Regions from separate parts of the Mus musculus genome. Here region 1 is linked to region 2. Evidence: chromatin loops called from intact Hi-C (ENCODE). Cell type or tissue: gastrocnemius. All regions are shown on one strand. Each heading gives the region's core, and the rest is flanking DNA. Links, peaks and the distances in the headings are about the cores only.

Evidence for each region. Hi-C counts contacts between places; a loop is a spot of excess contacts. Peaks named below come from ENCODE experiments on the same cell type or tissue, not always from the same donor. Only the 100,000 strongest peaks of a DNase experiment are listed, where the experiment ranks them.
Region 1: a loop joins it to region 2, with 5 times the contacts of the local background. A loop is called at or near these places in 7 of 42 quality-filtered maps.

The regions. Positions count from the first base shown.
Region 1 is chr7:16,042,176-16,057,479 of GRCm38, reverse strand. It overlaps Gm32059 (a long non-coding RNA gene), which reads right to left and starts at 11,283. Exons shown (of 2, transcript XR_391166.4): 1 at 10,422-11,283; 2 at 9,814-10,276. It also overlaps a transcript of Bicra not described here. In gastrocnemius, for the core only: a CTCF peak has its summit at 5,407; DNase peaks (open chromatin) are centred at 9,521, 10,565, 10,745, 11,134 and 3 more places; H3K4me3 peaks cover 6,832 bases; H3K27ac peaks cover 7,342 bases.
Region 2 is chr7:16,089,332-16,104,635 of GRCm38, reverse strand. It overlaps Zfp541 (zinc finger protein 541), which reads right to left. Exons shown (of 16, transcript NM_001099277.2): 9 at 14,776-14,839; 10 at 14,134-14,276; 11 at 13,725-13,828; 12 at 12,275-12,350; 13 at 11,709-11,797; 14 at 9,354-9,494; 15 at 9,035-9,216; 16 at 8,302-8,945. The coding sequence ends at 8,777. It overlaps Napa (N-ethylmaleimide sensitive fusion protein attachment protein alpha), which reads right to left and starts at 6,056. Exons shown (of 11, transcript NM_025898.4): 1 at 5,862-6,056. The coding sequence starts at 5,959. In gastrocnemius, for the core only: a CTCF peak has its summit at 6,541; DNase peaks (open chromatin) are centred at 6,126, 6,337 and 6,818; H3K4me3 peaks cover 3,803 bases; H3K27ac peaks cover 4,199 bases.

The DNA of each region.
Region 1 (15,304 bases), core at 4,554-12,553, 49 kb after region 2:
CCCAGCAATGCACAAGTTAAAGACCAACTCCAGCAGCACAGGCCTCCTGCTCTTCTCAGCCATCTTTTCTTCGGCATTGCTCAGCCCCTCCTTTGGTGACTCATCATTTGAATCACTTCCTGCAGGCACCCTTAGCCTCCTCACCACTCTGGTCCTCCCAGGTACTCACCTGACCAAACTTCAGCTTCCTGTATTCTCCAGGCTGGCAGAACCTGCAGGAGGAAACCACTCAGCCAGCCTGACGGGTTTTGCTTGAATTTGAAACCTCAGACCTTTGGTGAGCACAGGACAGTCTCTCCCAGTAAACTGGAAAGAACTGAGCTGATGTTGCCTGATCTGCCCTCCTCCACTGACCCAGCCTCCTCTTCCCAAGCAGGAGGAAGTCATCATTTGGAAATCCTTGATACCCATCTGCAGAGCACAGAGCAAAACCCATCTCCTCCTCCCCAGCAACCTCCCAGGGGAAGCTCTTTTAGGACCCAAGTTCTAGGGTCTATCTACTTTCAAAAACAGAGGTCAAGCCATGTGTGGGGATGCACACTTGTAATCTTGGCACACAGGAAGTGGAAGCAGAAACACCAAGAGTTCAAGGACCTCCTTGGTTCATACCGGGCTTGAGAGCAGCTTGAGATACACCAAAATACACACACACACGAGGTGTGTGTGTGTGTGTGGGAAATAGTTTTAAAATAATAATTTGTGCTGTGTAGATGGCTCAGCTGTTAAGAGCACTGGCTGATCTTCTAGAAGACTCTGATTTTCGATTTCAGCAGTCATATGGTGATGCCCAGCCATTTATAACTCCAATTCTAAGGGATCCAGCGCCCTCTTCAGACGACCATGGGCACTTCATGGAGGTAGATGATGGGAAGCTCAATAATAAATACAGGCAAAACACCTGTGCACATAAAATAAAGACAAACAGACCCTTAAGACAAGAATCATTTGGGCTGGAAAAATTACATCAGTTGTTAAGAGCACATACTGCTGTTCCAGAAGATTAGAGTTTGGTCCCCAGCATCTGGGCAACTCACATCTGCTTGTAATTCCAGCTCTGGGTTATCTAATACCCGTTTTTTGGCCTCCAAAGACACTGTACTCATGTGGTGTACAGACATGAATGCATATAAAAAATAAAATATTTTAAAAAGCATTGATCTGAAACACTTTGTCTTAATTTGTAAATGGAATTTAAGAACAAAAGGTTAAAACAAAAGTCTGGTCACAGACTATGCCCAGAGGTTTGTCTTCTCTTCTAGGTGATCCTGGATACTGTCAAGTTGACAATTAACATCAGTGTGTGTATGTGCGCACTCGTGTGTGTGTGTGTGTGGGAGTGGGGGGGTGTATGTATGTGAATGTGTGGTGTGGTATGTGTGTGGTTTGTAGTTGTGTGTTTGTGTGTGTGTGTGTGTGTGTGTGTATGTGTGTGGTATGCATGTGTGTGTTTGTACGTACGTGTGTGTGCATGTGCAACCCATGCTCATGTGTGCATGCAGGTGCTAGGACATGTATGTACGGAAAACAGATTGACATCTGGTGTCTTCCACTATTGCTCTCTGTCTTTTTTTTTTTTTTTTTTGAGACAGGGACTCTAACTAAATCTGAAACTTGCTCAGTAGTCTACCCAGCAATCCCCTGAGATCCACCTGTCTCTGCTCCCTCCCCCATAGTAGGGTAACAGATGTGGCATCACACCATCTGACTATGATCACCCTGTGTATATTGCTCTCACAGTGTGGTTTTACTTCCCTAATGACTAACGATGCTGAACATTTTTCACGTACTCTTCGGTGCTGTGCTAACCACCATTTGCACGCTGGCCTCAGCCTCACCACCTCCAGAAACCTCATATCCATATTTAACAATCTGGGGGCTTAATTTTCATTCTTTTTCCTCTCAACAACCTTACTCCTAGCACAACTATTCTTTTTGTTATTTTGTTTTGGGTTGGTTTTGGTCTCTTTGGGGGGGGGGGTGTTCTGAAAGATTTATTTTAGGCTGGATATAATGTCACACTCCTATAATCCCGTCACCGGAGAGGTAGATGCAGGTGGATCACCATGAGATACTTGTGACCCACTGGGAACTGAACCTGGGTTGTCTGGAATTTCAGCCAGTGTTCTTAACAGCTGACTCATCTCTCCAGCCCCATGGTGAGATTTAGCCCAAAATCTTGTCTCAAAAAGCCAAACCTGGAGCTGGGTGGTGGTGGCCCACGCCTTTAACCATACCACTTGTGAGGCAGAGGCAGGCAGAACTCTGAGTCTGAAGCCAGTCTGGTCTACCGAGTGAGTTCCAGGACATCCAGGGCTACGTGGAGAAACCCTGTCTTGGGGACTGGTGGGGGAGGGGAACTTGGGGAGAAAACTAGAAGAGTGGCTTGGTGACTAAGCCTTCTAGAGGACTTAGACTTTGGCTTCCAGCAACTCACAACTGTCTGTAACTCCAGCTCCAAGAGATCCAGTGACCTCTTCTGGTCTCCAAGGGCGTCTGCACTCTTCAAGCATTTATTTGCACAGACATAGGACATACACATAAATAACAATAAAAAAATCTTAAAAATCAAAAATAAAATCCCAAGGCTGGCAAGATGGCTCATCAGGTACAAGGCTTCTGCTACCAGGGTTGACGACTGGAGTTCAATCTGCACACCAACATAAAGGAAAGAGGCATGCCCACCACACACACAGACACACACACAGACACAGACACAGACACACACACACACACACACACACACACACACACACACAATGTCATTTAAAAATGAAAATAAAGTATAAAAATTAGTGAAGCTGGATGTGGTTGTGCATGCAGTTGGGAGGCAGATGGAGGCGGATCTTGGTAAATTTGAGGCCAGCCTGGTCTACATGGTGAGGTTCAAGCCAAGTGACATAGTGAGAAAATGTCTCAAAAGCACACACACACACACACACACACACATTGGTTAAGTTCTAAGTAGCTTTTATTAAGTATATTGTTATAATGGGTCTATTTTGCTATTATGTTTATATACGTATATATTTATTTATTTATGTTTTTGGAGACAGGGTTTCTCTGTGTAGCCCTGGCTGTCCTGGAAGTCACCATCTAGACCAGCTTGTCCTCCAACTCACAGAAACCCACCTGCCTCTATTTCTCAGGTTCTGGGATTAAAGGCGTGTTGATTGAAGCCTAGCATGGGCTACAGAAAAAGAACCTGTGGTAGAGCTCTTGATTAGAAGACACAAAATCCTGGGTTCAATCTGGTGCATACCTAAGGTTTTAGTGCTCGGGAGGTGGAGGCAGGAGAATCAGGAGGTCAAGGCCAACCTTGACCCTATCTCAAAAGAATTGAAAAAAAGTAGTATTCAATGTTTAGTATTATCTGTTTTCAGGCATCCACGGGAGGCTTGGAACGTGTCCTTTGAAGATGAAGGGTCTGACTCCTCCTGTTATTATAAAGCCACTCTCTTCTGCCCCAGCTGTGATGGCCCATGATGAATAAATACATCCCCTGTGTAGTTTTCTCACTCAGGAACTAAGACCTGGTCTTCAGAAGTTAATTTATAATAAAAGTAACAATAATTTTTATGTTCTTAAGACAGGCTTTCTCTACTTAGTCCTTAGTGTCTTGGAACTCATTAGGTAGACCAGGCTAGCCTTGAACTCACAGAAATCTACTTGCCTCTGCTTCCAGATTGTTGGGATTAGAGGTGTGTGCTACCTTTATATGTAAGGTGTGGCTTAAATTTGTATTTTGTTTATTTTAATTTACAGCATATTTATTTGAGTAGATGCTACAAATTTCTAACTTTACAAAGTTACAGAACGAAGTGGGCAGTGGCGACCCAGACTTTTGATTCCAGCACTGGGGAAGACTACAGAATAAGTTCCAGGATAGCCAAGGCCACACAGAGAAACCCTGCCTCTAAAAACCAAACCAAGCTAAAACAAACAAAAACAGTTACAAAATGAGCTAGGATCCACCCAACTCCTGTCCATTCATTTCCATTTTGTAAGTTATTCTGTGCAATTCATCAGCAAATGATTCGTGTCCATTTTCATCCATACTTTTGGCATTTACAGAACTCCCCTTCTCCCTGAGTGGTTGCAAAAGCTGTTGTGTCACTTTGCGGTTTCCTTGTTTATTGCAGTGACTTCCTGTCCCACTGTGGGCCAGGATCATAGCTGATTTCAGAGTTTTTCATTGTTGGCCAGCTAGGTTGCATCTGCTTTTTAAAACATAGTCATGGTTTTTGTTTTATTTTGTTTTAGGAATGTTTACAAAAACGTGCGCCTCAGTTTCTTGACTGGCCTTTATTAAGGAAGCTGACAGAAACCCCAAAAGGATTCTTCAGATCCAAAATCCCCTCATTAGCGTTTCGGTACTCTAAGAGCTGTCAGCCGCCGGCCCCGCCCTCCGAGGCCACGCCTCCGAAGCCCACCCGCTCGGGCCGATTCAAATGCAGCCAATAGAAGCGTGTAAACAAACATAAGCCACACCCACTACACGAATAATTTCGAGCACCAGGGCGCGAAGCCTATTTTATCTTGTGTGTGGGGGGTAGAGGTGGGGCGGAGCTGTGGCCACGCCCCCACATGCGGCCAATCAAAGGCCAGACTCCGCCCCTCGCACTTGCGGTGCTGAGGACCCCAGGCCGGGCTGGGCTAATCGCTGCCTGATTTTGCTGCCGGATTACAGCGCTCCGGTCTTGGCTGTCCTCAGAAGGGGTACCTTATGGCCACAGTGGAAGGGTATAGCTAGAGGACAGAGACTACGAAGGAATCCCCTTCTCTTCCTCCTCCTGGCCACCAAGACCCGGGCCCTTGGAAGTCTCGTAAAAACTTTCTCTTCTCACCCTTATTTAAAGCAACCTGGAAAGGCAGGAGTGTTTCAGGACGGGAGTCAGGCTTTGGTTGTTGAAGTGTTATATGCAAAAGAAAAAATGCACCAATCGTGTGCCATCAGTTTCTCGGATAATGAAACAATTGGGGCGCAAAGTTTGAAGCTTCCATTGCCTGACAGGAGCCGCGGGGAAGTGTTTCTACTTTCAGTGGAGGAAGCCATTTATTTAAAATCCGGAGGTGGGGAGGTGGAAGAGGGGCTGACGAGGTGGCTCAGTGAATAATGGCGCTTGCCACCAAAACTTGATCTGAAATTTATCTCCAGAAACCACGTGTTGGAAGGAGAGAAACATACACACACTGAAAAATAGAACTGGAGATGTGGTGCAGTTGGTACTTAATCTACTATCTAAGAAGCCCTGGTTTTCACAGCACCATCCAGGCGTGGTGGTTAAAGCTGTAATCCCGGAAGGTGGAGGCTGGGGGGTCAGGAGAGTTCCAGGTCCGCCCTAGGCTACAGAGCAAGACTGAAGCCCACCTAGGCTATTAAGCGGATGCTATTGACACCGTCTGTAGACAGATGGCGCTGACGAGGTTCTCCAGGGTAGGAGCTGGGCTGTAGTGAGCTGAGTTTCTGAAAGGCTCAGGGCTCTGATAAGAGCTAAGGCATATGCAGAAATGTGCGGAAAAAGGCTGGAGGAGGGTTCAGAGGACAAGATGATGTCAGGCCCTTCGGGCAAGGCAGTTCTCCAATATCTGGCCTTGTCCACAGCAAGAACACGGGGCTTCTACCTTTTCTTTTCCACTATACTATCATAATTAAAACTGTCAGCCTAGCCTGGTGGTGCAGGTCTGTCATCACTGCAGCTAAGGAAGCTGAGGCAGGAGGATAGCAAGTTCAAGCCCTGAACTTTAGCAACTTAGACCCTGTCAATATAAGAAGTGAAAAAGAAGGCTAGGGATGGTGACTTGCTGTGTGAGACCCTGGGTTTAACCTGCAAAAGAGGTTTGAAAGAAAGAAAGAAAGAAAGAAAGAAAGAAAGAAAGAAAGAAGCAGCAGCCATCTGAGCTCTTTTTTTATTTTTTATTTTTTGGTTTTTCGAGACAGGGTTTCTCTGTGTGGCCCTGGCTGTCCTGGAACTCACTTTGTAGACCAGGCTGGCCTCAAACTCACAAATCCGCCTGCCTCTGCCTACCGAGTGCTGGGATTAAAGGCGTGCGCCACCACTGCCCGGCACCATCTGAGCTCTTTAAAAAATATTATTTCTTCATCAAGTAAGGGTCTCATTATGCAGGCAGGCCTTGAACTCAAAAAGACCCACCTTCATCTGCCTCCCAAGTGCTAGAACTAAAGATGTGCTGGGTCATGTGTAGCCCAAGTGAGCCTTAGATTTGATATGTGATTGACTATTGTTGTTTTTGGAAATTGATTTTTATTTCGAACTATGGTATTCTTGTTTGAATATATACACGTTGAATTCCAGTGCCTAAGGAGGCTAAAAGAGGGTATCCATGCACTCTTCTGGGATTGGAATTAAAGGCTGTTGTAAGCTGACATGGATGCCGGGAACAGTCCCTGGGTCTTCTTGTAAGAGTAATTCAAAGTCTTAACCGCAGAGCTATGTCTCCAAGCGCTGATCCTAAACTTTTGATGCTCCTGAATACATTCAGAGTGTTGGGGTATAGGTGTGCAGCCCACTATGCCTAGTGTATGTGGACCTAGGATAAACTCTAGCAACTGAACTGTGTCACCAGCCCCACAGTGCTTTTTGAATACCTTGGGCTCTTGTCACTAGCTTGGAAGCCTGGATGGGCTTTCAGGGATGCTCAGGGAAAATAGCCATTTGATCTCCCAGGTCTGTGCCAGCTCTTGCTCAGCTTGGGGGCTGGCTTGTCTTGGCTCCTCCACACCCAGCCAAGGACTTCCAAGTAGCGTGTGTTTACAGCCCTCGCCTAAGCTAAGAGGTCTGGGGTATTCGTCATAGATAGTATCTTTCCAGCAAACCTTTGTTTTTGAGGCAAGGTCTTGTGTAGCCCAGGCTTTGAACTTGCTGGACATCAGAAGATGACTTTGAACCCTCAGCTAACCTTTCTTGTATACTAAGTGCTGAGTACCATCATAGGGGTAGAAGATATACCACAGTGCAGAAAGACCCAGAACCTAGACAGACATGGTAGCACAGCACTTGGAGGAGCTGGGGCAAGGAAATAGCCAGCTCAAAGTCAGCCTGGGCTATGTAGCAAGACCTCTTTCTCCAAACACTAAATTAAATGAAATCTGGTGCTTGTAGAGCATGATCTACATGTAGAGAAACTGAGGCTGTAACTTGCTTGCTCCTTGCCTCACCTAATAAACTAAGGTGGATGCGAGGCAGGAAGAACAAGGGAATGCATGCCTCTCACTGAATTCCTGATGCAGCTAGTTAGAACACGTTTCCCATGTGAATGTATAAGCTCATGTAAAGTCAACCCCTTGACCTCAAGTCATCTAGCTCTTTGTCCTGCTTTAAGTTCTGAGTTTTCCAGTGCTGGTAGCTCTGGTACAGACAACCAAATGCCACCCAGGTCAGGTCATTTTGCACAGAGGACATTTTCAGCAGAGGGTTGGGTCCCACTTCCTGGATGATCTTGGACAAAACACTTCCCTTTTGGTGAAAATGGAGGCTAACCCTTTCTCCTTTGGGCAAGTCCTGAGACTTTTTGAGACAAACTCTCCTGTAGTCCTCAGGTAGTCGAGGATGACCTTGAACTATTGATTGTCCAGCCCACATCTCCCAAATGTAGTGATTCTGCACGTCCAGCCCCCTTGGGGCAGTTCTGATCGGAAACATCCTCAGGTCAACTCATTGGGCCAACTACACAAAAATAAAAGCAGTGTGCACAGTGCTGGTTTCCCAAGCGTGAAAGTTGAACACTCAAGGCTTCACTTCTGCAATGGAGTCTACCACGTCACCATATAAAGGGAGCAGCAGGCACTTTCTTTTCTTTATGGTCGCTCTATAAAACCGGCCCATCACATTTTAAAAAGACACCAAAAACATTCATTATAAGCATAGCGCTCAGAGGACAACTTGTTGGTTGCCGTTAGATCTCTCTTTCTACCAATGTGGCTCCTGGGGTTTGAACTCATTGCCAGGACTGGTGGCAAGCGCCCTTATCCACTGAGCAACAAACTTGCAGTCAGCGTTTTAGAAAACAGGAAATAGAGGCACAGACAGATGAAATAATTTACATCACCTCACACAGCAAGTAAGTAGCAAAGGCTGATGTTTAGCAGGATCCTGCTCGTTTGTTCATGGCCCATAGCCTCCAGCCTCTTACAATTTTTCATTGTTGCACCCGGACCTCCACATACTACAAAAACACCCTCATTACTTAACTATATATATCCTTAGACCTCACGATAGCAATAAAAAGAAATTAAGCTCGTCATAGTGACACACAAGTATAATCCTAACGCCTGGGAGGTGAAGGCAGGTAGAGCGCGAGTTCCAGGCCAGCCTGTGCTTCATAGCAAGACCTAGTTCCCCGCCAAACCCTAGTGCCGCCATGGAATCAACGATAAGACTTACAAAACAGATCAGCCAGTCGTTTATACGACGCATTTATTCGATACCTACTGTTGTGCACCAGGTTTTCTATAGCTCGGGAGAAACAAGGGCATGTGAGACCGGAACGTTAAGAAATCAGACCAGTTCTGTGCAGAAGGGCAGGCCGGTGCGGTCTGGGACGTGCTGAGCAGGGCTAAAAATGCCCGCTCACCAAGTGCTCTGGGAATAGACCTGTGAATCCAAGCGTCGCTCAAAGGATTTTTGAGCTTCGGATCTGCGCTGCCGGCCAGGCGTGAAGAAGCAGGCTATCTAGCAGGGCTAACCATAGTCCTTGCGCTACAGCGGCTCAAAATCCCCAGGCTCGGAGAGACTTTATACGCCACGTCTGGAGTCCAGGTCACCCCCAATCTCCCCATCGCCTGGCACCCTCTGGGTCCAACGCGGGGAAACACTGTCCCACCTCCTCAAGAAGCCTCGACCACACTATCTTTGCAAGTCTTCTGAAGTGCCTTGTGGAGCATCCTCCCTCAGAAGCCACCATCCTGGACCAGGGAGCACAACGGCCCATTCCTAGGCGGGCCTGGCGCAGGGATACGGACACGTATCAACCCTCTGGCTCCTCTTCCACCACCACCAACTCGAACACCAGCTCCAGGTTGCCGACCACAGCCCAGCAGACACCCAAGCAGCCCGGCCGTGCCAGGAGCAGGGGGCGGTGCCGACATTCCGTGCTCCCGCCCACAGAGTGTGCATCTTTTTATTGGCTATCAGATCTGCCGCTCTAGCGCTCTTTGCTACGATTGATTAGCTGCCACACTACAGGCGGAGCCTTCTGTGGCTCCTCCTCGTAGCTGGGCGGAGGGGAGGAAGAGGAGGAGGAAGAGGAGGGGGCGGGACACAAAACCAGCAAGGTTTTTTTTTTTTTTTTTTTTTTGCATTTAATTAAAAAAAATTTTTTTTTTTTTTTTTTTTTTTTTTGCATACCCGAGGGGCGCTCCCCGGAGCGGGGCGCGGGGCCGGGCCGCGCGGGGCCGCTTCGTTGCAAGGGCGGCGGCGGGCCCGGGCGCAGCGGAGCCGGGGCCCGCCATGCGATCAGGCAGTGCGCTGACCGGCCCGGCCGGCCGGCCCCTTCTGGGTCCTCCCTGTGCAGCCCGTGCGGGGCCGTCCCGGAGACCCCGCGCCGACGGCTGCTCAAACATCAGGGTGAGTTTCTCACAATGTAGCAATTTCTCTTTAAATCTCTTAACTCTCTCTACCTGCGAGTCGGGGCTGTGACAGGGCGCAAAAGCGAGGGGGGGAGTGGGGCTCGGCGGCGAGGGTGTGTGTGTTGGGGGGGGAGAGCCAGAGCTGGGGCCGAACCCACTCCCCCCCGACACTCCACACTCAGCCCCCCAACCGGGGCGCAGCGCCTGCTGCCGCTGCTCAGGCTGGATTTTTTTTTTTTTTTTTTTTTTTTGTGATCAGCGCCCACCACTATCCGCACACCCCCATCCCAGGTCTCTCGCGCCACCGCCGCCACCCCGATCTTGCAGAGAGCTCCCCCTTCATTGCTCCCCGATCTCAAACCTTGCGCCCCGGTTCCCTCCCTGGTCCTTCCCGGGATACAATGCAACGGAGGAGAGGGGCGAGCGTGAACGTCCCACGGGGGGGAGGGGCGGGGACCCCCCGCCCGCCTTGGGGACCCCCCTCCCTTCCTCGTGCTCCCCGCCTTTTCTGGGGAGAGCCAAGGGCCACAGAAAGGCAGCTCGATCCATCTCCCCTCCTGTCGCGCGTCCCGTGCGCCCCCTCCCCAAGTTCCTCTTGGGGGGTGCCAGGGAGAATCGGGGGTCCTCTGCAGGCTTGTAGGAAGAGATGAACTGGGATGCAGGCCACTGGGTCTCCCCTCTCCATCGTCCCTAAACAATGAGAGGAGTTGACTTGATTCTCCTATCCCCGGCAGAGAGCGTAGGGGACCCCCGCCCCTTCAGCTGGCTAGTCCTGCAGGAGGCCTGTTCCTAGGGATCAAAGGGAGGGAAAAAAGGGAGCCTTCACGCCTGTCACCTTCTGGGATTTGGGGCGGCCCCTGAACTCCAACTCCGTGGGCCTAGGAATGGGAGGCACCAGGCCCAGCCCGGGCACCGCGCTCCGGGTGGTGACCTTTAGACAAAGGCAGTCCTTTCCCCGGAGTGATCCCGGCCAGGTCCCTGCGGAAGGCGGCCAGGCCGCGGGCTTGGAGGGAGAGGGATGGAATAGGATGGATGGATGGATGGATGGATGGTTGGGTGGGTAGGTGGAGGAGGAGGGAGGAGGAGGTTTAGGACCATCTGGTTTTCCCATCGCCTTGGCTGCCCCACACTGCTTCCTCGGCTCCTGTCACCGGCAGCCGCGGGGAGACAAGGGACCAGGGAGCTACCCAGCCAGGCCTTGGGCCTCCGCCAGCCGGAGGACCGGGCGACGAGCCGCGGGAGGGCGCGGGCTCGGGCGACCGCGGTGATTGGAAGGCATAGTGGCTCCTTCCTCTCCGCGCCCCTTTGTTTTTGCTTTGTGGTTCTGAGCAGCTGAACGTCCCTGGAGGTGGGGTCAGAGGCTGCCGGGTCAGCTCTCCTGGGGAAGTCTTGATGACAGGGCCCTCGAGGTCCCCAGCCTCTACACTTGCATTTGGTACCCCACCCCCAAGTCTTAAACCTCTAGCCCCTTTTGTCGCTACCCCCAACGTAGTGTCAGAAAAATATGGAGATGTGTGAACATCCAAGACTCTGGGCTGAAAGTCAAGAGATCTTTGGCACACAGCCCCTCCCCACACCTGCACTCTAAGTCCACTCTGACCCAACCCCCAAGATGAGGAAACAGGGGAAGCCACGCTTAGAGACCACCCCTTTCCTAGGCGGCCCCACGGGACTTATCAGTTGTTTACCTCAGTACCGTGCCTTCCTCTGTAACTCCCCCACCCCCCAGAAGCCGGAAATAACCACTCTACCCTGGATTGGTTACTGCTAAATGCCTTCCATCCTGGCTACAGTCTGAGGAGTGAGCACAGTGAGTGTTCCCGTTTTCCAGGCAGGCTCACTGAGGCCTAGAGTAGTTAAAGGGCTAGTTTAAGGTCACACAGTTGGGGTCACTTGAGCCCCAATTCACAACATCCTAGAGTTTATACAGCCTAGCTCAAAACCAGTTGGTCCTCACTTTGTGTTACTTTGTCCCTTTGACTTAAGTGGACTTGGGTTTGGGAGAAATCTGCCAGATGTTTTCCCTGAAGAGTTGGTTTGGCAGAAGAGGATGAGGGCTCAGTCGTTTTCATCTGTGTCTGGTGTGTGTCAGGATAGGGCTAACCCAGGGCTAGCTGGATGAAGGCTTGGCATCGCTTGGGATCCAATGCCACTTCATCTGACTTAGCTTGATTGCTGTTGTTGGACTGTAAGGAGGGAAGCTGACCTGATTGTCTGACTGAGGCTGTTGTAGTGGTTTCTGCTCCTCTGGCCTGGGACCCACATGGTGTCTTGATACAACTGTCAAAGAACTTGGATCTCACACCAGGCCTAACCTTACTTAGGCAGGTCTGTAACCTGCTTGGCTCTGTCACCTCCTCACCACATACTGGAAGTTCTTTGACTTGACTCGGAGGTAGGGAAAGAAGTAGCCATCTAAGTCTTAGATGTTTGGGGTAAGGACGACCTGTGTGGTGGAGGGGTGGGCCGTGCGAAGTTGAGCAGACAGAGAATACAGTAATCAGTGGCTGGGGTGTGCTCACTAGAGGGAAGTTTACTGTCCCCAGTAAGGGAGGTGATATGGGTGGTGTCCTTTTTACAGGAAAGTAAACTGAGGCTCCTTGGCTAAGTTGTGCTGGCCAAGTTGCAAGTTTGTCGTGAGGCATAGACGAGGGTCTGAGTCTAGGGTTGTTGCTCCCCCACTGATCTCTTCCTTTCATAAGGATAACATAACTTAAGTAAGGGCTGGGCACACCAGGAGGAGAGGGGCTATTGGGAACACTGACTTTAGAGATTCAGTATGCCTGAGAGGAAGTGCCCATTTGGGGAAGATGGGAGAAACTTAAATTAGATCTAAAGAGGGACAGTCCTGTGTCTTGCCTACTGTGTACTTGTTTGCTTGCTTTCCTTCCCAGAAGCCTCTGCCACCTTTGCTAACTTTTCCTGGGATATTGGGGTAGGGGTTCCCTTAGCCTCTGGAAGGGCCAGGAATCAGCTCAGCATCAAACCTTGGGGTCACAGGAAGGATGGGGGGAAGGAGGTTCTCGGGCATATGCGGGGGTTTCCTAGCCCCAAGGGCAGCTCCCGCTCTTCATTCCCCATTCCTGAGACTTCCTTGACTCCTAGTCTCAAGAATGCAGAGGGTGTCTGGGGGGTTGGGGGGGATGTTAATTGGAAACAGAAAAGCGTGGCATTCTTTCAAGGAGCTTGGGCTTCAAGGAGCCAGGCCTGCCCTCCAGTCCCCCTCACCATCCAGCCGGTCAGGAGCTGGGGTGGGAGGCCCAGGTCATCTCATCCTGGTCTCTTCCCCTGATTCTTGAATGCAGCCAGGAGGAGCCTTGCACCTGGCTTCCTCTCCCCAGCAGGGTCATACACCCCCCTTACCCTCTGCTCGCCATTTTTTTTTTTTTTTTTTTTGTCCCCAGCTATGAAAGATACAGCCCCACCATAGCCTCAAGCAAGGTTGGGAAGTGCTGAATTGAGTGGTCCCTAAGGACTCCCACCCCCCAATTCCTTCTGTGCCTGTAGCAGCCCCTGTTTAACTGTTCCCAATTGACTGAAGCCTTTGTGTCTCCAGGACAGACACGGTCCCCCGTGAGAGGGCCTGAGGAGCTTTCCAAAGGCATTTTAGTTTGGGAACAATGAATTTTGTGTATGAGTTATATGTATTCAGGTGGTGGCTGGGGAGGGAGAGTGCCTTTGTTTCTTCAATTGTTTCCAGCTAAACTTGCTGGGGAGTTGGGGTGTGTGTGTGTGTGTGGGACTGTTGATGGATCAGCCCTGGGATCAGTGCGTTTGCTGGAAGCCAGGTCAGCAGGAGAATTGCTCCCTGCAGCAGGGCTTGATTAATTCTGTCTGGTGGCCTGAGAGACTCTTAAGGAGGAAGTTTGAGCTGTTTTGCTCTTTCCTCCCTGATTCTGATGTTTTATTTGTTTTGGTTTTGTTTTTGCTTTTATTTATTTATATACTATCTCCAATTGCTGAGATTCTGTCACACCAGATTTTTTTGTTGTTATCAAGGCAGGGTTTCTGTGTGTAACAAATCCTGGCTCTCTTGGACTTGCTTTGTAGACCAGGCTGGCCTCGAACTCACAGAGATCCACCTGCCTCTGCCTCTGGAGTACCTGGATGAAGGGTGTACACATCCTCCACACTTGGCTAGTTTCATTTTCTGAAGTGACCAATACCTAAAGGACAGATTAAAAAAACAACAACAACAACAAAACAAAAACCTGAAACAGAAAGTTACGGTTGTTCTCCTGCTGTCCAGCCTCCTCCCAGCGCCCCCCACCTCCAGCTTCCTCCCCCTAGCTTCCTCCCTGGGGATGACGTCTCAACTCTGGGTCGAGCGTGTACGCTTGCCTCCCAAGAAACTCAGTTTGTACAGCTTGTACCACATTCTATTGCTCAGTTCTTTGCTTTTTCACGTTATCTTCCTAGAACACCTCCTGTGTAGCTTTTCCATCTTGGGAGGGGGCTCTGTGATATTCCACTGGCTAGGCAAGACATTGTTTCCTGTGATGGTGTGGCTGTGTGCATTGCCAACCTCCTGGATCAAGGCCTGGGATTTGTCTCCTGGTAGCTCTCAGAGATGTCTGGGATGCTGCCCTGTAAGGAAGTCATTGTCCATCCTGGCTGTTCTCATCCAGTCTGTCTGCTGAGCTGCCTTTACGAGCTTGGCAGTATTTGTATTCCAGGACATATTTGCTTTATTCCCCTGCTCAGAACCTGTATCACATGTGTAGTACAGAGCAGAACCTTGGCTCTGGAACCCAGTTGTGGGTCTGAATTTCATGTCTGTAACTTGCTACCCAAATGGGGCTTGCTGGCTCTAGTCCTGTTTCTTCTCCTCCATGAAACCTGGGACCAGCTCTAACCGGTAGCTGTGAGGAAATGCAACTCGGGTGAAGTTCATGAGTCACTATGTCTGGGGTCTGTACCATTTCAGCCAGTTCTTTTTCCAAGCAGCCTTTTCAACCTAGCTGGGCTGGGAATTCTATAATAGGTAGGCACAAAACAGGGTGCCAGATTTCTCAGTGCTGAATCTGGAATCCAGGGTCTCATTGCATGCTAGTCAGCCATACCTTTAGCCCCTGGCTGGGGGATTCTAGGCAGGGGCTCTACCACTGAGCCACACCTCCCTGACACATCTTTTATTTTAAATTTTGTTGTCCATAGGAATGCTGGCATTACAGATGCTCGCCACCTTGTTTGGCGCCTACATAGGGTTCAGGGACTGAGTTCAAATTGTCTGCCTTGCACAGCCATCTCCCAGGTCCCAAGGTTTTGTGAACTTTTTTTGTTGTTGTTCAGCTCCCCAGTAGCTAGGATGCCAGCTCTGTGCCACAACATCAAGGTCTTCTTATATCTTACACAAGCTGTGCCCTTGAACTCCACCCAGCCCCCCCCCCCCAGCATTGGCACGGTATTGTACTCTGTGTGTATAGGAACTTAGGAGTGTGTATGTGGTAAGTGTGCATATGTGCACATTTGTGTGCAAGTGCAGAGGCCAGAGGGAGGTCCCAGGCATCCTGCTTTATCATTCCCCTTACCTTACTCTCCGAGACAGGGACTCTCAGCCTGGAACTGGTTGGCAGCCAGGAATCCCTGTGTTCTGCTCCCGCCATTCCTTTCCTTCAGTGCTGGAGCTTCGCATGGCCATACCTGGCTTTTCACCACATCCTCATGCTTGCACAGAGTAGTACCCCTTAAGCAGCCGAATCACCTCCCCAAGCTCAG
Region 2 (15,304 bases), core at 2,752-10,751:
TGTAGGTTACCCAGTAAATCCTGAAGAAAGCCGTATGCACAATTCCTTAGCTGTGAAAACAAGTATCTGAAGGTTTGATGATGGCTGTTCACCGAGAAGGAAGCCTGCTGTCCACAGTATCAATATGCGTGCTCACAGCTGCTTAGCATGAGGGCTGTACCTGAGGGTGTGAGGCCAGGGCTCGGTCCTCAGTGGCACTGGAGGTGAGATGCACAGCGTGTGCAGAGGCTGAGTCAGCAAACATGGTTGAGGAACCAAGGAAGGGAAGTCAGCAGGGTGGATAGGGCAGGGCATAGCACAACTAGGTTGGAGCAGGCAGGACAAGAAAGAGTAGAGGGCTTGCTCTGTCTGGCTGAGTGAGAGTGGCGGGAAAGAAGATGCCCTCAGATCCACTGTGCTATGCTGCTCCTCTGCTGGCTCACCAAGGCTTCCCACACCAGCTTGGGGAAGCTGTTTCAGTCACCTCTTTACTGTGTGGCCTGACTAGAACTGCTGACCACTGAAAGGATGCCTCCTGCATGAGGCACCACAGGCTCACTGGCTGCGCCCTGAAGGCTTTGGGTAGAGCTGCATGTGACAGCTGACAGCCTCCCCCACTGACCTCCTCCAAGCTGCCTCGGTTGCACTCTTCAGCCCACAGCTCCATGCCTCACTGGGAATAGAGGGAACTGGTTGGGGCTGGCCTGGTGCAGGCTGTCTATAATTACCGCTCAGCTCTGCTCCCCCAAGAGGCGGAGGAAGCAGCCTCAGGCCTCCCAGGCACAGCTGCCATATGGAGTGCTGAATGCTGCCAGGGAAGTGCAGGCGCTTTTGGCAGTGGCCAGGGGCTTCTGCAGGACAGGCTTGGCCGGCCTGACTCCTGCCTCCATTCCCTGAACACTTTCTTGCTCCAGAACCATGCCATTTCATTCCCTTTGCAGCCCCCAGTTTGAGTCTCGAGTCTGAGACTGTCCCTTCTGTCCTTCTGGCAGCCACAGCCACTGGTTCCCTGTTCTCTCCTAGGACTTAAGGCTCACTGGCCAGATTATCCACCCAGGGTACTTAGTTTCCACTAATACAATGAACCCATGGCCTGCCACAATCACTCCTGGCTCCCAGCAGGGTTCTCCACTGGTGCTGTTGCTGGGGGACCTGTGGGAGCATGTGCAAGCTGACACTGCCTGTCCCTTGTTGAGTACCCCAGTGTCCTCTTGAAAATGAGGGTGGCCAGGTGCATGCCGGTCTTGAGTACACAGAGAACAGCACGCACTGCTGGGCTGCTGACAGAACAACTCTGCTCTTGCTGGAGTTGCCAAGCATCCTCTAGGTAACGGACACATTATATAGCCAGCCCTCACAGGTCAGCACAGGCAGGAGGACCCAGAGAGAAAGGATCACCAGCTCGCCACCATGCCCTCAAATCTTCTTGGAACCCTCTCACATGTGTCTGTAAGACAGTGACTAGCAGGAACTGTTCAGGCACTTGTCTGTGTCTGTGACCTTGGGCTAGTACCCCAGAGCCTGCCTCTCCTCAGCTGCACAATAGACTGAACCTGACCTGGGAGAAATCTGAGAGACAGCACACACTTGGTACCTGGCCTAGGCACAGTGCCTGGGAGGTGCTCAGGAGGCTGCAGAGCAGAGGAAACAATCCCCTCCACAGTGAGCGCTTTCAGAGTAGTTGTGATGCATCCTTGCCTTTCCTGTCACAGGGACAGGGCTCTGCACCTTGCGGGTGTGTCACTGTCATCAGACCACACAGAGGCAGACTAAGGAATGTTTCCCCACTTCAGCAGCTCAGCGTGGGTTCTGAGGCCTCCTCACTTGTGAGCTGTGCACACCTCCTTTGTTTCTAGAGTCCCGGGTCTCCCCTTCCTGCACCAATCTGCCACTGTAGACAGGACAGTGGCCTATGTCTCTGGGTCTGCACCCATGGTGGGGACCCATCAGGATCACGAATGTTCTAAAAACCTATAGCTGTCTTCAGTATGTCCTAGCTTCCCCCTTGTCACAGGGGGGCAGGCAATCCTTCCACGCTGACATTGCATAAGGAAGTAACCTGTGACTCAAAGGGTACCATTTGTTTATATAAACGCTACCCCCTCTCATGGAAGAGATCTGAGCAGATGCTGATGTCTGTGGGGTGGGGGGTGGGGGTGGAGGGTGGTTAGGGGAGGACACACTGGGACAACACTGTAGTTAATAGTGAGTCTACTGTCCCATCACACTGCCAGCTCAAGGAAGGGTCACAGGTGTTGCTCATACAGCCTGGAAGGCCTCCTCTGTGTGCCCCGACAGGATCTCCCTCCTTATGGCCCAGAATGCTGACATTTGCTTTCCTCAAAAAAAAGTGCTGGGGTTGCCCCGGCCTCTCAGCAACTTCTTCCACACAGGAGGTGCCAGGGAACCTCTGTGTGACTAAGCCAGGAGCCCTAGGATTCCCCGACAAACCTGCCCTGCAGACTGGCCAGGAGCCATCCTGCTGTGTACTTCAGCTGTGTGTCCTTGCAGCTGTTGAGCACTGTGGCTCCTACCGGGAAGGACAGTGAACTTCTTCCAGATGGCAGGGGCGCCGACACAAAGCAGAATCGCCCCAGGCTCTGCAGAACGCCTGTGGGCCCAGCTGGAGGAACCCTCCCTTCCCAAGCAGGAGTCCGACTCCCTTCCAGAGCTGGCCTTGCAGGTGCCTGTCTTCAGGCAGCTCAAACGGAACCAGCTTGTCAACATGTCATCTGGCTGTTTGTATACAGAACACTCTGCCACCTCCTCCAGTTTCCCCGAGCCTCCAGCTCAACTTGCAGCGATGACACCAGTGGACATCTCATACTCACACCCAGTAATCCCTGTGCTCCCGGCCAGCCTGCTTACTCTACAGAAACATCCGGGGAACAGGGCTCACTCTGAGCTTGTCTCGTCAAGGAAGAAACTCCCCAGCCACACTGGCATCCCACAGGAAATGGTTTGTCCTGGAACTCCCTATGTATACCAAGCTGACATCAAATTTACAGAGATGTGCCAGCCTCTGGTTCCCGAGTGCTAGTCTTTTTGTTTTTGAAGAGAAGGTTATAGGGCGAAGTTAGGGATCAGGAAGAGCCCTACAGAACAGAACTGTCCTTCAGGACCAATTCAGTCCCTATGGGTCACAGCAGAGGGGCAAAAGGAGGGGAAGGGTATCAGACTCTCAGGCAGGCATGCCCATCACCAAGGGAAGGTGCTAACCGGCTTTGTCCTTGAACTAAATGGTGTTTTAAAGCCCCCTAGTGTCTACCAGCCCAGAAATCTAGACGGGTGAAGATGGGTGAGAGTAGCCTACTTGCCCCATGTAACCTGAGCAGAGGCCGGGGAAGCTGTCGTCACGGGCATTCCCAAGAGCAGAAGATGCCTCAGAGAGCAGCTGAGCGAGGGCTGCTTGTCAAATGCTTACCAGGCAGCCCCAGTTCCAAGAGGTGGGCCCGTCTGGTGGTGGTTTCTCTCCAGGTGATCTTGGGGTACTTCCAAGGCCCCTGAGTTCCAGTGGGCCCTGCTCACTTCCCTATAGTACATCCTCTAGTCTTCCTGGAAGGACCAGAAGAAACCCACTTGCTCTTTCAAATGTTTGTAGAAAACTACTGTGGGGGCAGGCAGCAGTCTAAGGGAGGCAGCACCTCAAACTAGTCTGCCAACACCCTCCCTACACACAGTGTCCACAGCAGGCATGAGTGTCCTGGAGTCTCTGGGCTTCAGAAGCACTAGGCTAATGGAGGGGGCTATGGAACCCCAGGGGCCAGGTCTGACCACCTGGTGTCCCCTCTGCTTCTTGTGCTGCTAGACAAATAAATCAAGTCTAGGCTGCCCACTTTATCCTTTACCCACCTCCACAGTGTGCATACTACATAAAGTTGACTACCTGGCCCAGGCAGGGCTGGGCAGCAGAGTGAGCAACTGGCAGGCATGATCCACTATTGCTGTAACAGGGTTCCTTCCACATCACTGTCCCATAACCAGCTGTTATATGTGTGTGTGTTTTTTTTCTAAAGGGTAAAAGAGGAACCCACTGCAACAGGCCCTCACTAAAATCCCGCAGGCTCCCCAGTACCTCAAATCCAAGCCCATGCTCACAGGCTTCATCTATGTCCAGCCCCCACCCCCCAAAGTCATGGTCTGCCTTGGAACTCTGCCTGTACTAACTCTTCCTTCAGCAGGCAGGCTTCTGGGCCTTTTCTCAAGCTTCTCCCTTCTGCTGCTCTCCAACTGAGAGTCCCCTAGATCTCCTGCTCAGCCCTGGATGAAAGCCCACCCTCTAAGAAGCCATCTCTGTCCCTGTCCCACCATCCCTGATGCCTAGACTGCCCTCCCAGGCCACTGTTCCCAGCTTCACTCCTCACCAAAAGCCTCCCTCAAGTTCTCAAAGTTTCTTTTCAGCTCAAGAACTTTAAGTGCATGATACAAACGTATACCTTATACCAGAAAGCTCTGCTCTACCAGTGGCTGGGAAGTGGTAAACAGGTGGACACACAGCTGCTCCCCTGGGAGCAGCCCAACTCTACACTTATCTCTCTGGGCCAAAGAGATCAGACACTGAGCCATCAGGAAAACTACTGCTGAAAACTGAGCGGGAGGCACCGCCCCAACACCACGCCTAACCTGAACTTCTTCCCTTGTGAAGACTGAAGAAACACACACACACACACACACACACACACACACACTCACACTCTCTCTAATGAAACATTCTCATCTAACTGACATAGCCTGTCATTAACCAGATGTCTGTGCAGCAGGTATAAACATTTTTCAAGTTCCTTTGCTAAACATTATCTGATGGCAAACAACAAGGGATGGCTTCATCCTCTCCCTCCCCTTCATGTCTTTCTGTCCTCACCCAGCTTATAACAGTCTCTCCCAGAGCTTTCCCCAACTTCCTGGTTGTCTTCTGTATCCTTCCATCCTTGCTTTGGAGGCTTCTGATTTTGTGTCCTACCCCTGCACAGCTCTTCCTCAACACCTGCCTGGACCTTTCCCCAGTGTTCCTCTCTGCCTGTTCCTTCAAGAGCTTTGCCTGCTGCCATGTAGTGTCGTCTCCCCCTACCCCCTCCTATATCCCAAGGCTCTGGCCCTCTCCCCAGACCCCTCAAGCACTCCAATTCCTACCATCTTGGTTTCCCCATCAGCATCTTACACTCTCTGAGTCTGCTTCTTCCTGCCTGATGAGCCTTTCAGAGGGCCAGACTCAATTCTGAGCACAGTACACATAGTTTATACTCATAACAAACTTCTGCAGTTAGTTTTTACCAACAAGCCCTTTCAGAGAGACCTACTCCCTTAAGATAAAGAAACCTCGGAATCGCATCCCAAGCATGGGTTCTGCTGCTCCTAAGTTAATATGGCTGAAGATGGCAAACTTGCATAAACTTTGTGTGAGGTATTTGCCACCTCCTGGGTGTGTTCAGACTCCAGACTTGAGGACCACCTAGTAGGCGGTGGTCCTACCACCCTAATGATTCTCTTGTGTGCCTCATCCTCCCATCACCATTGTCTTGGCTAAAACCAGTGTCACTGTCCATTCATGCTTGTTCCCCAAGCACAAGTCTCCACCTCTCAGTCCAGGCCTCGCCATCAGTCACTCTTAGCAGGGCCCCACTCACCCTCACACCTCGTACTCCGGCTCATCATGCCCAAGGACGCCCCAGCCCGGGTCCCCTCGGTCTGGTGTCCTCACCCCGGCAGCCTGGGCCGCACAGATCCACGGGCACCGGCCTGGGAAAGGCGCGGCCACCAGTCAGCGGGTGTCGTCAGCCATAGGGCCACGGCCAGGGCCTGCAAGGCCGCTGAGGGGCTCCCAAAGTGCAGAGCAGAAGAGCCCGCTCTTCCCCGCCTTGGGCCCAGCCTCGCCCATTGCTCACCCAAAGAGGCCGGAGAAGAAGGACTGCGAGTTCTTCACCTTGCGCTCCGCTTCAGCCAGCAGCGCCATAGCCTCAGCCTGCTTCCCGGAGTTGTCCATGACGTCGCGCAGCTGCTCGGCTCAGGCCCGACACAGCCTGGCGACGACTCACAGGCCCCGGACACCGCGCACTCAGCGGAGCTCCGCCCGCTGCGTTGACGTCACCCAGGCCTGCCACCCCACGTGAACCCTGCGAACCAACCAGTGGGCTCAAGCTGCGAGGCACTCTCCTCCCGGCACGCCCCCTCCGGCTACCGCACTCAGCACCTTGACCCCCCCCCCCCCAACACGTGAGCACACGCCGCTAGCCTCCTGGAACCCCCACAAGCGCATTGCCACGTGACACCAAATAAGCCAATCATAAGCCCGAACCGCCAAGAGCCCACCGCCCCCAAAGCGCGACCTTTGACTCCCTCCAACCAATCAGCAGGCTCTATAGACTTGTTCTGCCACGCCTCGGCGGAACTGGGTCACACTAATCACCTGACCAGTGTCGCGGCGCTCATGTGACGCCTCTAGGTTCATGCTCCAGGTTTGACTGACCCAGCAGTTTAGCTCCGCCTCCTGTTTCGCTTTACGTCATAGTCACTTGGGAAAAAACTGTGCAGTGAAAACGAACCTTCTTACTCCCTCTGGCGATCGTCTCTAGAATTGGCTTGGGGAATCCAGAAGGTCTCCATTTCTAGCTGGATGGCTCAGCTGCTAAAGGCATTTGCTACCAAGTTTAACAACCATATTCCTATTCCTGGGACCCACATAGTAGAAGGTGAGAACTAGCTCCTCCAAATTGTTCTCTAACCTACACACACAATGCCTTTAGGGAGTATCTTGCAGTGCCACACACAGAATGTCACTAGATACTCAGTCCCATGTAAAAAGCTGGGTGTGTCAGCGGGCACCTGTAACAGGAATGGGTGGGTGGGAGACAGGCATATGCCTGGAGCTTGCTGGCCAGCCAGTCTGGCAGAATCAATGAGTTCCAGGGCCAGAGAGAGACCTGGTTTCGAAAACTAAGGTGCAGAACAACTGAAGAAGACTCCTGACATCAACCTCTGGCCTACACACACACACACACACACACACACACACACACACACAGTTAAAAATTAGTGGAAAAGTCTAAATAAAGCATGGACAGTCAGTTATTGACAGTGGTTCAGTATCTGTACTAAATACACTATGCTATAGTAAGAGCAACATCTTACTATAGGACAGAAACTGCTATGTGGGAACTAGCATAGGCTAGTTTTCTGTAAATCTACAGTTATTCTAAAGGTCAGTCCCCAGGGCCCTGCCCACAGTGATTCCAATCCCTATAGTGTGCTGTGGTGCAGGAATCTGTATCTCTTCTTTACTGAACTTCGCTGATTAGCAGGGAACATTTGAGGAAAGTGTTATGTGAGTTGGGTGTTGGGGACAGGAAAAGGCAAAAGACATCTTCCTCTGACCCTTTCCCATTGAACACTTCCCCAAATGTACCTGTGCTCATCATGACTGTACACTGACCTCAGAGCTGGTGAGTCTGGATGGCCACAAGCAGATATGGTTCCACTTCCATTTGCTGCAACGTGTCATCCTTTTGGAGCAATGAGCTATGCAGCAATGGATGACTATATGCCCTCAACCCATAAGGCCAGAACTGCATTTCCACTCATGGAGTTGGGTCACTCAGGGTAGAGCAGTGGAATGAATGCTCACTGCATAGCAATGCTCAGGTCACTGGGAACACCCACCAAGCAAAGTGCATTTCCTAATTTACCAGCTACACACATTGGGAAAAAATGTTCAAGTAGGAAGGAAGACAGCCATTCTGGTTCTGGGGCTGCCTTGTACCCCTCATTTCCCTCAAACAGGATGTCTCAACAGCTCCAAAATCAATTTCCTCCCTGCCTTTAAGCTTTAGCTGAGATGTTGAGACCTTCTGTGTAGTGCTGGGATCGGGCCCTGGGTACAGGAGTTGAGGCATGGCTCTTGCAGGCTGGGGTTGGTATAGATGTCCCTGACCTTACATAGGCTGCAGCAAAGGCACCATTCTGCCTGCTGTTACGGTCTTCCTCCTTCATTTCAGGTTGAGCAGCTACATCCACACATGCATTTCTGGCTTTAGTCTAACCAACCCAACCCTTCCCATTTTCATGGCCAAATCATGCCTACTGTCATTACTTTCTCACGAGTGCACTCATTCACAGCTGCTAGAAGACCCCTCCTAAAATGAAGCTCTTTGATGAAGGGGCTTTCATTGCTGTGTGTGTATATGCCCATCTACAAGAGAAGAGCTGGTGTGTGGTGCTAAAGAGAGCACAGATGACTGTGTGCCCACCTTCTCCCCTCTCTCTGCTCACCTCCTGGTCCCAACTATGGCCCTGAAGCTTCTGCAGAGCACACAGGCTTGGAAGTTGGAGGACAGCTCTTTAAGAACCCAATTTAATAAGATATAAGCAGACACGTAAAAAATACACCTAACAATATACAGTCTTTGCAAGACTAGGGATGGTGGGAATGCAGAGAGGCCCTGCCCAAGGAGGGCCCAGCTCACTGTGTCTCAGGTGTCCTTACTGATTCTTTCTAACCAATGTCAGTCCCATGCCAGCTCAGATCTAAATGCCACTTAGACCAAACCTTCTGCCTCCCAGGGTCCCCTCCAAGTGACTGGGACGGCAAGTAAGCAACTATTAACCAGGAGATAATGGAGCTTCTGATGACCCACATGACTGCAGAGCTACCTGGAGGGCTTCTGCCTGTTCATGTCCAAATGCTAGCAAGGCTGGAAGTGAGAGGACAGAGAGGATAAGAGGGCCCCAAACACTTCTGAGAGGCCCAGGGCACTGGTTCAGAGCTGAATTCCCCTCTCCTTGCAGACCAAATTCTAGCAAGAAGTCACCACTGCAAGGGGCCCATGTCGGCCCCCAGCTCCTCTTCTTCCTCCTCCTCTTCCTCCTTCAGTGGGTAGGGCTTCACAGGCCACTTCACCCTAACGGGTTCCACATGCTCCTGGAGGCGGTGGCGCTTCATGTGGGCATTCCGACTCTTGATCTTGTCGAACACCCTGAGGAGTCAAAGGATGTGGGTCAGAGCCAGAGGAGCTTGGGAAGCAAGTCAGGCCAGAGGGTGAAGGTCCAGAGGGAAGGCTGGTACCTCTCACACTCTCTGCAAGGGAACACGCCCTGGCTCTCCACACTCCCTGGAGGCTCAGGAGTGCGCTTGGGGGCTGCACTTGGGCTGGAGTGAAGGATAGACTCTCTCCTGTAACTCTTGGTCTTTATCTTTAACTCAGGAGTTGGACGGTGGGTAGGTCTCTCTCGAGGGCTGCAAGTCACCTACAGAGAGGGTAAAGATGACCTAAGACACTGGTGTGGGACCATGTCTTCTTCAGGGAAACCTTCCCTTGAGAGCCTCCACCACCCTCTGACTGGACCACAGAAGTACCCAGACCACTTCATCATGCATCTTCTACCTTGTCTTCAGTCCTTTCTACTTCATCCAGCTCTCTTCTGCCCCTCTTCTCCAGCCCAGGAGCTCGGCCACAATCAAACTTAACCATCTTTTTCCAGATGTAGTAGTACTCGACACACTGTGCTACACTTTTAGTCTGGATCTAGTGGGAAGGAAGATACAGAAGCAGGTTGTGGGCAGTACCTCACATGTGAACTCCACCCTGGAAATCCCTTCCCCAACGTCTCTGCCCATGGCTGGGCAAAGGCAGGGATCTTGGTCCTTCTGGGTGGTGAAGGGTCCAAAGTGAAGCCACACAGTAGCCATCAGCACTAAGTCCAGCATGCTTCTTCCCTGTAGGAAGACACATAAAGACCCACAGGTAAGGAGGCTCACTGGGACATTACAGCAGGCAACAGCCAAACTCGGTGAGATTAACACAGAATGCCTTTCCTCTCTGGTGAGCTTCCAGCCACCACAACTAAACATAGCTGAGGAAGCCCTCTAGGGAAAGTAGCCCCATGAGAAGGACAGTTATGAGTGTACACAGCACTCAAGCCCTGTCACTTATTCTTGCAAAAATACGACTCCTGGGCTGAATGTCATACCGCATGTCTCTGGAGGCAAGGCAAAGGCAGCATGATTTCTGAGAGTTCCAGGACAGGCTGGGTACATAGTGAGTTCCAGGCCAGTCAGGGATATAGAGCAACTATTTCTCAACAAACATGATTTTTGGTGGATGTCTTTAATCCCAACACTTTAGGAGGCAAAGGGCAGTGAATCTATATGAGTTCAAGGCCTGTCTGGTATATAAAAAAAGTTCCAGGACAGCTAAGGCTGCACAGAGAAACCCTGTCTTGAAAAACAAAACAAAGCACCAATCAATTAAATAAACAACAAACCAATGACTTCTAGATCCCAGTGTAGTGAGTGACATGGGGCCATAATCCTAGATCTCAGGAGGTTGAGGCAGGAGGACTGAGAGCCTGAGGCCAGCCTGGGCTACACACTGATGCCTTATATCAAGAAAGAAAGAGCCTCTGGATGGTGGTGGAGGGAACAGAAATGGAGAGCTGGAGGTGGGACCTAGTGGTAGAGAGATTGCTTACTATGAAAGAGGACGTGGGTTCCATTCCCAGCACCAAGCAGAGGAGGCAGCAGAAGGGAGGTAGGATGGGAGGAAACTTTGGCTGCCCAGGAAACTTTCCCAGGAAATTAATTGGCCAAGTGAGCACCTCACTCCAGAGTACACTTTCTCCACATGGATCTGAAACTGCTTATGTGCTGTCACAAACTAGAAGTCAACAAGCACATCCTCTGCTTAGGAAACAGCACCAAGTTAAAAGGAAATGGAAGCTGGTTTCTGCTTCTGAGAAAGATAGAAAGAACAACAGGAACGAATTCACCTTCTAGCCAAAAACGACCAAAGAAACAGTGCTGGGAAGGGTAGTGAGCTCTGAGAGCAGACTCTGTACATGATGCTCATAACCACTTTATTTTATAATTGCCCAGCCTGGAACCCCCTCAAATGCCCATCAACTACAAGTGATTAAATACAACTGTAGTACATCCATGCAGCACAGTATTATTTAGCAGCAGAAAGGGTGAACTATTAATAAATGCAACACAAATGAACCTCAAAGTAAGTATACTGAGTATAAGCAGCTAGATAAAGTGTGAAACAAATGCTGTTTGGCTGCCCTAGTGATACAAAAGTCCAGAAAGTACAGCTTTCTTACAGACCAGGGCTGACCAGGGACATGGAGGGTTAGGCACAGTGGCATGTGCGATAGGCTGTCAGGGAAGGAAGAAGTACTGGGGCATCACAGAGACGTGGCTATCTTGCCTGTGGTGACAATCCTATGGATTCATACATATGTAAAATATTTGTCCCAGTACCTTGATTATGTGTAGTTTTATGTCTTAAAAAACAAAACAAAACAGAAAAGAGTTGGGTGGTAGTGGCACATCCCTTTAATTCCAGCAAAGGCAGGTGGATCTTTGTGAGTTTGAAGCCAACGTGGTCTACATAGTGGGACAGTCAGAACTACATAGAGAGACTGTCTCAAACAAACAAACAAACAAACAAACAACACCAAAAAACAAACACCAACAACAAAAACAGAAGAGAGAATTAGGTTTTATGTTCATGTATTTTTCAGCACATGCACAGGAGTAAATCAGGACAGAGAAAGGCAGCAAGTGCTGAGCTGGAGTGAGCAGCACTTACTGATGAGAAGCAGTGCAGCAGCAGGGTAGCCTTCTAAGGTACTGAAGCGTAACAAGCCGCTTACAAGGTACTGAATGTGCTGCAGGCAGGTAGGGACAGTTGTGCCCTCGAGGCAGGGCTTGCTGCCCCAGCCCTCTGTCATCTTACCATCTTGTGTATCAGGTAAAAGTCCTTCTTGTGGGCACAGAATGCCTTCTTGAAGAGCCTCTTCTCCATGGGGGTCCAGATGTCTGAACCTGCCGGGGAGCAGCCAGGGCAAGGTAGGTTTTTCTCAAGGGACCACAGCCTGACTGACATTATGAACATTGATGATGTACTAATTTCAGTCTTCCCTGGTGTTACAAAGCTGGGGACTCACTATCCTCATGCTATAGATGTGAGCAACTGGCTGGGGCCTTAGTGGCCTAACAAAAGCAGGTGGGCTCAAGCTGCCTGACTTTGATGTGCTCAGCTTAAGTTCATATCCCCTGCTCTAGTCAGGAACACTGATCTTGCTGGAAGAATTCTGAGTGAATGATGGAACAGGGCTGGTGGGTTTAGTGAACTCAAGGCAGTGCCTGCTGAATCCCCCCTGGAAAGAACAGACCCCTTCAGAAAGACAAACAAAGGCTCTGGAAAGAAGGCCAAGGGGAAGAGGCAGAAGTGAAGTTTGCTATCAGCCCTGGCAGGAATCAGCCAGGTCCCCGCTATCATGCAGCCCTTTCTCTTGTCACCTGTGTATCGATAGTCAGCCAGTGGGTGAGTCCGGGGCTTCTGGGGTCCTCTGAGTAACAGAGTCTCCAGGGCAACCTGGAAGGACAGGAGATGTGGGCCAGTCACAAGGCATGGGAATCAGGGACTGTCTCCATTCTTCTTTCTTTCATTGAAAAACAAATGTCTCTATAGTCAACTTGTTCAAGGTGACCTACAGGTGTTTGGTCCTTATGCTGGTGGAAAATTTGTTGGCCCATGATGACTTCACTAAGCACCCCTTTGAATATCATATTTGCCTTCACAATATGACATTTTCATGAAGAATACTGTGTGTGGGTTTGGGAGGCACATTCTCCTACCCACCAGAGGCTGCTGCCTAGAAGAGTGCCATCTCAGTGGGCACTCCGTTTTATTCCCTCTTCTGCACTTCATCCTGGGCTGCCTTTTCCTTTCAGCTCAGCCGGGGATGGAGCCTGGACCTTACATATGAGCTATGCCACTGGCCTTTGACTTTTGAGACAGAACTTCATACTGTAACCCAGGCTGGTCTTAAACTTATTCCAAGTGCTGGAAGCACAGGTGTGAGCAACCACATCCCTCAGCAATATACTTTTAAAGCTTTTGACTCTCGAATTACAAGCCCTGTGAGGTATGGGCTACTCTAATCCCAGTGAGGACTAGACCTTTTTTAGGATCTGATATAAAACAAAAATGAGGATTTCCACCTAGTGGTGGTCACACCTTTAATCCCAGCACTTGGGAGATAGAGGCAGGTGGATCTCTTAGTTCAAAGCCAAACTGGGATACAGAGTAATTTCCAGGACAGGCAGGGACACTCTGAAAACAAAAACAAAACCAAACCTCCCAAAGATTTCCATTCAGAACGTCTAAAGACTCCGTAGATAAGACAATGGAGTATTAATAGCAAGAGCAGAGCCCTGCATGGTTGAGTCCCAGTGGTACTCAGTATACACATGTCAGACACTGTTCCAGTGGTACTCAGTATACACACGTCAGACACTGCCCCTCAGCTTGGCAGAAAGCATGGTCCAGGACTAAGTCTCAGGTCTTAAACACTGCTCCTCCTACACTGTCCCAGAACCCTTTCTCCCGGAGTAGTGGTTCTCAACCTTCTGAATGCTGTGATCTTTTAATACAGTTCCTTATGTTGTGGTGACCTCCAACCATAAAACTATTTTCAGTGTTATTTTGTAACTGTAGTTTTGCTGTTGTTATGAATCATAATATAAATATCTTTGTTTTTAATTGGTCTTTGGGTAACTCCAAAATGGTCATGGCCCACAGGTTGAGAACTGCAGTCCTAGAGGATCTATAATTGACAGACAAATCCTGTAACTGACCAGCCTTTACTCCCGTACTCTGCAGACTTAGATCTTCACCTTCCCTCAGCTGGGCCATCCAAGTCCCAGAAAGCCCAGCCTCAGGTGTACAGGGTGCCTAGGGTCTCACCTGAACACTGCCCTGGGCATCATGCAGGCAGTGCAGGGCAAGCTCCAGGTTGGTGCCCCCTCCTGGCATCACACTGGAGCATGCTACATTGCAGAGCTCCATCACTGTGGTCCCAGCAAAGCCGAAGAACATTAGGAAGAAGAAATGAAGTCAGGCACATGAGACAGTTAGCCTTCCCCATAGCACAGGGGCTTCTGGTCAATTCCCTTTCCCTTACATTCCCAAGGTGGAGGCAGTCTGAATAAGGGGAACAAAGAGGAACCATAGAAGCCCTGGCCTGGCACCTGCACTGGCAAGTAAGAGGTGGGGGAGGGCAATGCAACGAGGGAGAGATGCTGGGCCGAGGGTACATTTCCTGGGTTGGATAAGAAAGAAGGAGCCCTGGGATCTGACTCAAAGCCTCAGCCACCTCTGTCCTGGGTCTCTGGGTTGGTCATCACATCTCCCCATGGCTTCCAGACCAGAGAAGCTACATTCTCATCCACTCTGGCCAGCAGCCTCTCCTGCAGTTCTGGGATCTCCGCCTGAAATCTGCTTCCTACGTTGATATGTCTGAAACAAGGCCATACACAAACATTGAGATGCAAAGTTGCTTAAGCCAGGAGACCGTAGAGATGTACCATGCATTCTGCTCACAGCCACAGCCTGCTCAGAGCAGTTTGCTGCCATTTCTCAGACATGGTGGCTGCTTATTACCTTCATCACCCGACAGACACAGGCATTTCAGAACACTCTATGTGCTGACACTGACCACCTGTGTCCAGTCCCAACCCACAAATGCCCTTGCCTCCTGTACTATGCTTTCACCACTTCTGCCCAGAAACCCAGGTCCACAGTAGAGATTCTGTCCCACCCCATGCTCATCTGTGTTACAGAAATAACAGCAGAAACTCTTGACCTACTATTGGAGAAACCCAGAGCTTCTATATGGAATATCTCCGTCTGGTCTGCCCTCCCTTGGAAGACAGTCCTGGGAAAGGAGACTCTGGAAGGTCAGGCTGATGGAAGCACCCTCACTAGAAGGACTTGGGCACTAAGGGTTCCAACTCACGGTTCGATGCTGATTTTAGTGTCATCCTTCACCACACAGATGCCAAAGGAGCTGTCCACTTGGTCTAGAAAACACACAGGGAAAGGCCTCAACAAGACTGACCTAACAAGATCCTCTGGGCCTTCTACCTGCCTCTGTGAACATGGTGAAAACAAACTATAAGGCCCAGAGAGAGAAAAAGACCTCTGAAAAAAAGCAAAGGAAGAAACTGAATAATTTAAAATAAATAAATACAGAGCAGCAGAGACAGGCAGATCTCCATGGGTTCAAGGCCAGACTTTTCTACACAGTAAGGTCCAAGGCTTCCAGGGCTACACAGAAAGACCCTGAATCAAAAAACCAACCAACTGGTAAGGCTGGTAAGGCGGCTCAGTTGGTGAATTTGACACTAAGTCTGAAGAACTTAGATTCATTCATCTTTGGGGCCTGCACGGTGGAAACAGGGAACTGACTGCTACATGCTGTTCCCTCCCTCATTTCACATGTGTCCACACACAAGACAGACAGATGGAGAGGTAAACATAAATAA